Linked DNA regions of Homo sapiens: region 1 is linked to region 2. Evidence: chromatin loops called from intact Hi-C (ENCODE). Cell type or tissue: psoas muscle. All regions are shown on one strand. Region 1 overlaps EXOC6B (exocyst complex component 6B). Region 2 overlaps EXOC6B (exocyst complex component 6B).

Region 1 (5,000 bases), 400 kb after region 2:
AACCAAACGATTTCATAAGTCGTATTTTATTGAATCCCAAGTTAATTATATTTCCTTCACAATCAATAAAATATTGTCAGTGTTTCAAAAGCAATGAACAAATGAAAGTTATCATCTATTCAAAATGTATGTTATGGTACTGGCAGGAGGTGGTGAAGACTAAATACTGATATAAATATATAAATACATATAATATATATTAAAATGAAAATGTGACATTGAAGTCCATGAAAATCAAAAAAAGAAAAAGCCCTTCAGAGATCTTTTCTAACATGCTATGCTGTTTCATCAAGATCACTGATTCTATCCCTTCAGAGACCATCATTATAATAATGTGTCAAAGAAGCAGCTGACTGACTTCTGCTGACTGGGATGGAATAGAGGGAGAGGGGTACAAGGAATACAAACAGCAGCTAGATCTTAGAAAGCATCTAGGTGTTTTCATTTTCTTAGTTGTTCATTCTATTTGTAAGTAATTTTTACACACTTAACCACCTCTTTCTCAAGAGTACTTCATATATATTCTTCTCTGATTTCCTAATATAGAGAAATTGAGCAAGGTTTATTCCTCAAACACTTATCTCTCAAATCACTCTTTCTACTCTCCCAAAACCCAGTAGCACAGGTCTTGTTTCCTATTACTAATGTGTGTTCCACCATCACCTCATTTCCATCACACCTAAAATGGAACTCATCACCTTCCAATTACAATCCCCCTACCTAATACAGCCAGGCTCTTCTTAAACCACATTTGTTCATCATGTCAATTAGATATAAGGGAAATTGGGCAGGTGGGGAGAGGGATTTAAACAAGTCTAAACTTCATAATCTAACACTTAGATTCCACCATAATAGAAGCTAAACCTAATTTTCCAATGTACTTACCCAATACCCTCCAAGATGAATCTTCCAATTGGATGAGGCTCTACCTCCTAATACGCTGGGTAAATTTCCACTTCTATATCCTTAGTTACGCCATTTCTTTACCTGATTACCTTTCCTTGCCTCAATCTAACCCTTCCTACAAAACCCAAGTACAATTCTTCTTCCTTTAGGAAGCAATTTCTCACTGCTCTAACTCATGATGCTTCCTCTCTGTACTCCTACCTTCAGTCAAACACGTGTTAAAAGTCTACATGGTACCAAGCATTGTGTTGCACACTGGTGATACAAAGAAATAAGATGGAGACCCTGACCCCTGAATCTCACATCATACTATTACAGGAAGCAAATCAACAAATAAAGGATAAATATGATAAAAAATAAATATGATTTTTCAGAGATAAATGAAAAAAGTAACCATTCCAGAAGAATGAAGCAGCAGGAGAAGGACTATGTATGAAAAAAATATTATCCACTCAGGAAACGGCAAGTAACTTTGTATAATTAGAGTATAGGTTATAAAGGAATAACAGGAGATAAAGATGCTATATAAAGCAGTTTCAATGTTAGAGAAACAATGAAAGAATGTAAGCAGGGGAATAATGGATCAGCTTTACAATTCAGACAAACCCTCTAGGAGTCAAGGAGTGGTCAACTGAGAGAAGACAAAGACTGGAAATAGAAAATCTAATATACATCACTAAAACAGTCCAAATAACATTATGAGAACTTGAATAAAGGTAGCAACAGATTACAAGAAGCAAAAGTAACAGAATTAACTGACTTAAATGTGGTACATGGAAGAGAAGAAGGAAATAAGAATAACTACAAGTATTCTGGCCGTGATGACTAAACAGTGGGGCCATTCCAAGCAATAGGAACCATGAAAATAGTAAGTTGAATGCAGGATAAAAAAAGATGAGTTCCCTAAACCTGTTGGGTATCCAGGTGAAAATGACAGTAAAGCACCTCAGTGTATACAACTCTTTCAGGATAAGAAAAACACTTTACCATTCTTAGACTGCCCCAAGTCCAGAAAGTGGCATACACATAGTAAATTTAGATATTTATTATATAAAGGCAACAGGTAACAAAAGGGAATTCATGTGAAAATGAGATTTGGCCCAATAAAAACTTATAAAAGACTTGACTTGAGTGCTTTTCTACCCATTAGAAGTTAGAGGAGAGCCCACAAGCATGACCTAACCTGGACTGTCAAACTAATTCACTATTAACACTTCTAAAACTGTCAAAGTGTGTCTATGAGGCATCTTACACAGGCCATTAAATAAACATTTATTGTGGAATGCAGCTTCCAGGGCTACCTAGCAATAAGACTCAGAGAGTTAAAAATAATAAGAATCAAAAGCTAAAGGCTCCTGACTTTCTCAATCCAATACTGACCTCTAGTGGATTAGAGGCATACAAACAAATGACCTTTAGAATAAGAAACTAGTTGAAAAGAAGATTTAGGCCTTAGAGGCCAAATATAATTATATAGGCTTCAATAACAGGGGAGAAACAAAGCTTCTTGGAGAAAGATAGGTCTTACTCTGCAACTTATTAATTGGGCAGGTTACTTCTCTCTGCAATATCCTTATCTATATATATAAAAAAAAATTAATCAAACCTACCTCAAAGCTGCCACAAGGCTTAAATGAGAAAATACATGTGAAGTCTCTTGAATTAAAACAAACAAACAACAACAACAACGAAAAACAAAAAAAAGCAAGCTTTACCTATCTTGCCTCTGAAAAAGAAATAAGAATTTTTTTTTTTTTTTTTTTTTTTTTGGAGACAGGGTCTCACTGTCATCCAGGCTAGAGTGCAGTGGCGCGATATCGGCTCACTGCAACCTCTGCCTCCTGGGTTCAAGCGATTCTCATGCCTCAGCCTCCCAAGTAGCTAGGATTACAGGCACGTGCCACCATGCTCGGCTCTGTTTTTGTATTTTTAGTAGAGACATGGTTTCACCATGTTGGCCAGGCTGGTCTCGAACTCCTGACCTCAAATGATCCACCCAACTCGGCCTCCCAAAGTCCTGGGATTACAGGTGTGAGCCACCACACCCGGCCAGGAATCTTGTTTCACTATCTACTATGGAAACATCTGAAACCCAGCAATATTTCTATACATAATAATTAATGACATCTAATATCACTGTATAACAAATTTTGCATTTACATACATTTCAAGTGTTATGTTTCTGTAATGGACACCATTGGTGCTCCACTTAAATCCTCTGTTTCACCTCTTATTCCAGCTACCATCAGCAACCAGTTCTGAACAGGCCTGGAAGCATCACATAATATAACCTGACATCAGGTTACTTGGATACTTGGATACTTACAGTACACTTCTTGCTGCCTGCCCTAGGACTTTTCTAATACCAGAATGTGGAACCCCACAAGAAGTACTCAGCACTCCTGCAGCACAATCTGGAAGTAAAACAACCCTTGAAAAGGAGCTGACAGAAATGTTTCTTTGCTTTGTTCCTTCCATAGTCAGTTCCAAAAGTCCTCTCAGAGAGTCCCATGGATTAAGCAACCAGACTGCCCTAGCATTATACCATTGTACTGACTCTCCCACCTTCTCTTTTCATTCCTCCTAACTCTTACTTCTGTTCCATGAGATCATACAATTGAATAAACCAGTCACATATCAACTCCGCAGGCTAAGAGAAACCAAAGCTACAATAACATCCCATCAACAATACAGTAAAGTGGAATTGTGATCCCTTGTTTAGTGTCTGAAGCCCAAAGGATAACCATGAAAATAAATGTCAAAATCAAGATAGGAAGAATCCAAAGATGCCACTTCAAGTCTCACCAAACAAAATTAACTGTAAAAAAGCTGTAGTTTCAAACCAGGGTTTTTTCACACTTATCAGGACTGGCTCTGGACTACATCTTTCTTTGGCAACCCACTCCAGTATCAGATTCGAACAAACAAAATGAAAACAAAACAAAAAAGTGATTTAAAATGAAGGAAAAAGACCATCTTCAGATAATCTCAAAAAAGTTATTTGTATGTTATTGTCCGTAGGAATGTGTTTATGTGAACACATGCATGTGTGTTTCATGTGATATTTTAAAACAAATAAATAGACAAATAGTTTTCTTACACCTTCATCATGACCCAAAGGATTTCCATCAATAAGGTTATTATACTTAGGACCTTTTTTATTTAAATCGAGGAAGGTGGTCACTATACCATCTTTAAAGTTCTCATAGTTACCCGAGGCCCAAGCAGATCTCCAAGTTCCTCAAGCACTCATCTCCTGGACAAGGAGTTTGGGTTGCCTCCACCTCCCGCACCCTGCCCCTGCTGGCCAAGGCAGAGAACTTGGGACCAAGATTTCCCTGCTCCACACCTAGGCATACCTCTGGGCACTTGGTGGCCCCCCACTGGATTCTCCTTCAGCACTAGTGCTTGTGCCTTCCACTGGCAGACCTGTAGGTGGGCCTGCTGGGTCTGACCCCTCCCATCTTACCCATCACTCCCCTAACCCCCAGGGCAAAGCTGGGAGCTGAGACCAGGGTGCACTCCACAGATCAGACCATTGCCTGAGGCAACAGAGAGCTTCTCCCAATAAACAAGGGTCAGATATATACCCAACCACATTGGGCACAATCAGCACTGACCCATATGCACCACCTACTGGCTTCCAAGTTCAATCACAAACTCAATATAAAATCTGCGGACAGAAGTTCATAGGCCATAGAAGAAAAGCCAAAAGACCCTGCCCAACATTCTCGGTAGTTATAGGCCTTAGGGAAGGTGAAAGAGAAGGGGAAATATATATATATGGGCAAAAAATAAAAATTTAAAAATTCTATCCACACAAAAATGATTACAGGCCAGGAGCAGTGGCTTATGCCTGGCTGTAATCCCAGCACTTTGGGAGGCCAAGATGGGCTGACTGCTTGAGCTCAGGAGTTCCAGACCAGCCTGGGCAACATGGAGAAACTCCATCTCTAACCATAAAAAAACAAAAAAATAAAAAAAGGCTGGGCACCTGTGGCTGTGATCCCAGCTATTCTGGAGGCTGGGGTGGGAGGATCACTTAATTTCAGGAGGCGGAGGTTGCAGTAAGATGAGATCATACCACTACACTC
Region 2 (5,000 bases):
TTCCTAGAACACAAACCATGGGTAATTCTGGCCAGTGGTTCTTTCAGACAGACAGCCCTAACTGGGAAACATGGACAAGAAAGTCAAGACTAGGCTGAGATGGTCACAGAACCCCCAAGTCTGACTAAGCAACTGTGACAGAATTCAGGAATCTGCTATTCCCTGCAGAGGGCCCACAACCTCTGACATCTATTGGTGGCCACTAACTCTTGTCCTAGCTGCTGCACACCAGACCCATATCCCACAGCTAGTTCCAGTGTTAGACAATTGAGAACATGCCAAGACAGATTTCTCTCTGGGATAGGGGCAGGCCAGTCTTCACCAGAGTTGGGCCAGCCCTCTGACTTCACTGCTCCCTGGGCTGTATGGAGACAGGCTAGAAGAGAGGAGGGAAGGAACATGGCACCGGGCTATAAATTGCCCCCAGGCTATTTCCCAGGGGACTTTGGGCCAATCCTGCACCATTTTCTCCCCCACTGTGGGTGGCCCTTTGCAGAGGAGCAGATTAGAGGCCAGTGAGTCAAAAAGCCAGAGATTCCCACAGGGGCATTTATGTTTGGTATATATGATATAAATTTACAATATATATATTCCATAAGGGCATTATATATGGCAAAAAGGTTCTAATGAGCACCACAGCTGTATGGCTCTGGCTAACAGTGATAGCCACAAACTAATTAAGAATTCTTTCGGCTGGGCGCGGTAGCTCACGCCTGTAATCCCAGCACTTTGGGAGGCCGAGGCGGGTGGATCATGAGGTCAGGAGATCAAGACCATCCTGACTAACACGGTGAAACCCCATCTCTACTAAAAATCCAGAAAGTAGGCCGGGTGTGGTGGCAGGTGCCTGTAGTCCCAGCTATTCGAGAGGCTGAGGCAGGAGAATGGTGTGAACCCAGGAGGCGGAGCTTGCAGTGAGCCAAGATCACACCACTGCACTCCAGTCTGGGTGGCAGAGCGAGACTCCGTCTCAAAAAAAAAAAAAAGAATTATCTCACTAATCTAAGCTCAAGAGCCTTCAGGCTGGAATTACTCATCAAGCAAACTCAGAACATTGAATATAAGGTACGACCACCCACATGTGGAGGCCTGTGCTTGGAAGGGAAGAAGAAGGGGAAGTGACTGCGCTAGTTGAAGAGAAAGCACGAGGGTCCTTAAGACTCTGATAATTACTGTATTTGTTCCCTAACACACTAGTTGCACAATTACATTTGTAGAACTGGCCTAGTTTTAGATAGTTCCAAAGAAAGATTCCCTTTCCTCCGCTGAGTATACAATATATCTAAACATTAACAACAACAGAAAACAAACAAAAAGAAATGAAGAAAACCACTTCCTATATTCATAGGACATTTAGTTTAATATCCTACATTATCATTAATTTCATGACTCCTGGAAGCAGCTGAGAGACAGGCAGCCCGCTGGCTTTTGGCTCCCACAGGGAAGCTCCTGTAATTATCTAGGAGAAAGAGGGTAGTCTTTGGCCACAAAGGCTAGAATTTCTTGGCCATTAAGACCTGGAGTTGGAACTAGGCACTGTAAAGATAAACTCAAGTACCCTGAGGGCTAGTGGTGGCCTGCTGGTTTCTACTCAGGAATGCTCCAAAAACAAAAGTCAGCCCTCCCACCTTCCATCCCATTCTGAAAGCCCAATATCCTGTTCTACTTTATTAACAGCTATGGCCACCTCTCAATGATGCAGGGGCCACTTCTTTTCCCTCAATGTCTTTAGCAGGTCTTTTGTCTTTCTGTTTCGCCCTGCTAAGAAGGGCCAGGTTGAAAAGGAGAGTCAAGATCTGATGGTAGAACTGGCTGTGGAAAAGCAGGAATAGGTCAGGTAAAGGGGTCAATTCCTATGAGGCTGGGAGATACGGATTGTAGTGATCTGGATGCCCTTTGCTCTGCTGTGTTTGGAAGGAAGCTTTTAAACTCTTCTGATTGCTAGGGCTAAGCACATAGTTTCTTTACTGGCCAACGCTCCAGAATGGTAGGGAGAGGCTAATTATTTTAGACTATTGTTGAGCCATAGGGAGTGGATAAGCCAGTATTTCCTAGATCCAGAGATTCCTGGGAACGGAGGAGTAAAGGACTGCTGAGAGATGTAAATAACTGAAGGGAATCCCAGAGCCCATTTGAAGGACACATATGACCATTAAATATGACCATTTAAGCACCACCTCAAAGGTCAAAATGTTCCCTTCTTTCAGCTTGGCACCAAGAACTGTGGGATTAAGCCTTGCCTCTAATAAAGGGTCTTCTATAAGAGATGCAGGTTCTAGATTTTAAAGCCACCAAGAGGTAGGGGAGGCTGCTGAGGAGCTCCCTTCGGTCAGGGCTTTATTTCAGGCCCCACACTAGCAAGAGTATTGAGTGTGCCAAGAAGCTGAATGGGAACAACCCTTTACCTGGCACAATGGGAGAAAATCCCTGCCGCCACTCCCAGCCCCAAAGGAATTAGTAAGCCAAGGGTCACTGTAAGGGCCAAGGATAGAGAAGGCAGCCAGCCAGTTGGCACCAGGCTGGTTTAGTAGATTAGTATGTCAGGGCGGGGACAACTCAGAGGCTAGGGATTTTAGTGTAGTCATTAGTGTCAATGAGGAAACCAGAAGGACTTGCCTCAAAGTGATGGAAAAGGCCCAAGTGAATAATATACTTACTCTCTAGATATCCTAGGGCGGAAGGTCAGTGGGAGAGAGAACCATGGGAAACAAAGTTAAAATGGAAACATCAATCTCTGACGTGGTCAGGAGAAAACTGCAGTCTGAGTTTTTAGTCTCTTGGCTCCAAATACATACACCTGCATCATGCTCTTGCCTACCCTTCATCTCTTCCCCTTTTCTCCCCCTTTCATATTACATAGTAAGAAGGATAGACTTTGACCTCTCCTTCTGCTTAAGGCTCCACTCTGACTTCCTGGACTCTGAGCCTTGTCTTCCTAGGATTTGAGACATGGTTGACTGGCCATATATGTAGACTTCCTACACTGCCTAGATGCAGGGCATTCTTCCAAGTAGCTGGGGCTTAACTAGTTTCTCAGATTTCAAGAGAAACCTGCCTTTTTATATGGGTCTTGGTCTCTGACCTGCCAGCTCTCTAATAGATTAGCAAAGCCAGAGCCAGGCTGTAATACATAGCATTTCCCAGCTTCTGGGTGACATATTTGTTAGCCCTGAGATTTCCTGGAGCTGCCTAACTTACTTTCAGTGGTAGCACCTCTGCTTCAGAGAGGCTACAGCTCTGTGGCAGGGAACCCTCTGCAGGCTAGTGACTGCTTAAGGCAAGAATTAGACACCTTCTCCAACACAGCTTTGTTGGGATAGTCAGCACAATAAAGCTCAGTCTGGCAGGGGGTGGGAGCTGGGAACAGATGAAGGTTTCAATAATTCTAAATAATTTCCAGGGATTCTCTACTAGGAACCAGAGAAACCATCTGTTCTGTGGAGTTGCACTATCCATCATCATACCCCAGGTGACTAGGGCAGCCTCATTCTGTTCACCAGGCTGGCCTGAGCCCCAAACCGAGCCATTTTTTTTTCTCTTGCCATATCTAGTAAGAGACGCTAGTAAGAGACCCATTAAACTAGAAGGTAATGTCAGAATCCAATTCTGATCCATACTTGGCCTGGCTTGTTGGGGGCTCAGGAATTAATAAGCCACAGGAGGAAGACTGGCCTGCCAAGTCCAGTGACTGAGATTGCTGACAGCACCCAGGGCCTATGGCAACTTCCAGAACAAGGCTATCTTTCAAGGTATTGGCAGTGGCAAAATTATCTTCTACGCCAACCCCCAATCCCTGTCTCCCCACCTCCCAACACAGACCATTGGACAAGGTACTCACTTCTCAAGCAGGGTCAGAGCAGTCACTGGGTTTACCCGGAGGTACTTGCAGTTGGGCTGACCATAGTCAGCAAGGTAGGTTGACCAATCCCACTGGATGAAAAGATCCAAAAGCTGTAAAATATCCAAACCCCACCCCAGGGATTAGTCAGACAGACAAGACAAACCAAGATTCCAGAAACTTCATCATCCTTCACTACCAGCTAATAAATTGGATATATAAAAATTAAAATATAATAAGAAAAAGAACAGCTGCAGACTATTCTTTCAACCAAGAAAATAAGTGAGTAAACATTAGATGGCAGACTTATCTCTGCCATAAGCAGTATGGAAACATTGCTAAGACTATATGCCAGCAGTCAGCTCTCAGAGGCAACCCTGTAAAGAAACTAACACGGGACTGAATCAAATATGATAATAATATCATAATAATTATTCACTTACTCATTTAATAAATACTTATCAAATGCCTTCAACATGCCAAGAACCATTCTCAGTATTCAACAAAGAACAAATAAAGGTGGATGTAGTCCAGTGCCACATATACAATTGTTTGAACTTCAAGGTTAAAAGGTCTGGGTTCAAGTATCAGTTCTGTGACTTGCTGTACTGACTTAGCCCAAGTGACTTAGGTAATACAGACATATACACATGCCTATATACAAATAGGACACACAGATAACACAGAAACACTGAAACAAGGCATAAATGGATCATGTAGCATTTATAAGAGGCAATATGTGTTACGTCTATGCAGACACAGGCTAAGAAGATGAAATCAGGGCCATAGTAGATTAGCCCATGATTGAGGACACAGAGTCTAGCTAGAATTGGGTTATGAGTGTTAAAGAGAAGTGCCAAGAGCTAGATGTGTGAAAAGACAATGAGAGCTTTCTGAGGGTGAGCTGAGTTCTGACACGGGAGATTTTGACTGAGAGAAACTAAACTTTTGTCAAAGGCTTTCCTTCCCAGTCAGTTTTAGCCTCAGACATCACACTAACAAATATTCAAAAATTGTAACTAAGTAAAACAAACAAATAAAAGCTTCTAGAAGGGGCACAGTCCCAGACTCATATCACTGCATAGAGGGAGAACCCTCACAGTACTTTTTGACTCAAGACATTCTCCATTTCTCCCTTTCCAGGAGATAGGTAAGTGCTGAT

What was found. A loop is a pair of places that touch in the nucleus more often than their neighbours do. Peaks named below come from ENCODE experiments on the same cell type or tissue, not always from the same donor. Only the 100,000 strongest peaks of a DNase experiment are listed, where the experiment ranks them.
Region 1: it touches region 2 in a loop (2.5-fold over the local background); 7 of 110 quality-filtered maps call a loop at or near these places.

The regions. Positions count from the first base shown.
Region 1 is chr2:72,577,486-72,582,485 of GRCh38, forward strand. All of the region lies in intron 6 of EXOC6B (exocyst complex component 6B), which reads right to left. Among named protein-coding and RNA genes, the nearest start is that of EXOC6B, 250 kb to the right of the region's middle. In psoas muscle, a CTCF peak has its summit at 2,296 (motif pointing left); no DNase peak of the experiment used is centred here.
Region 2 is chr2:72,180,237-72,185,236 of GRCh38, forward strand. EXOC6B (exocyst complex component 6B) reads right to left here. Exons shown (of 22, transcript NM_015189.3): 21 at 3,839-3,951. Among named protein-coding and RNA genes, the nearest start is that of CYP26B1, 35 kb to the left of the region's middle. In psoas muscle, no CTCF peak of the experiment used is centred here; a DNase peak (open chromatin) is centred at 2,485.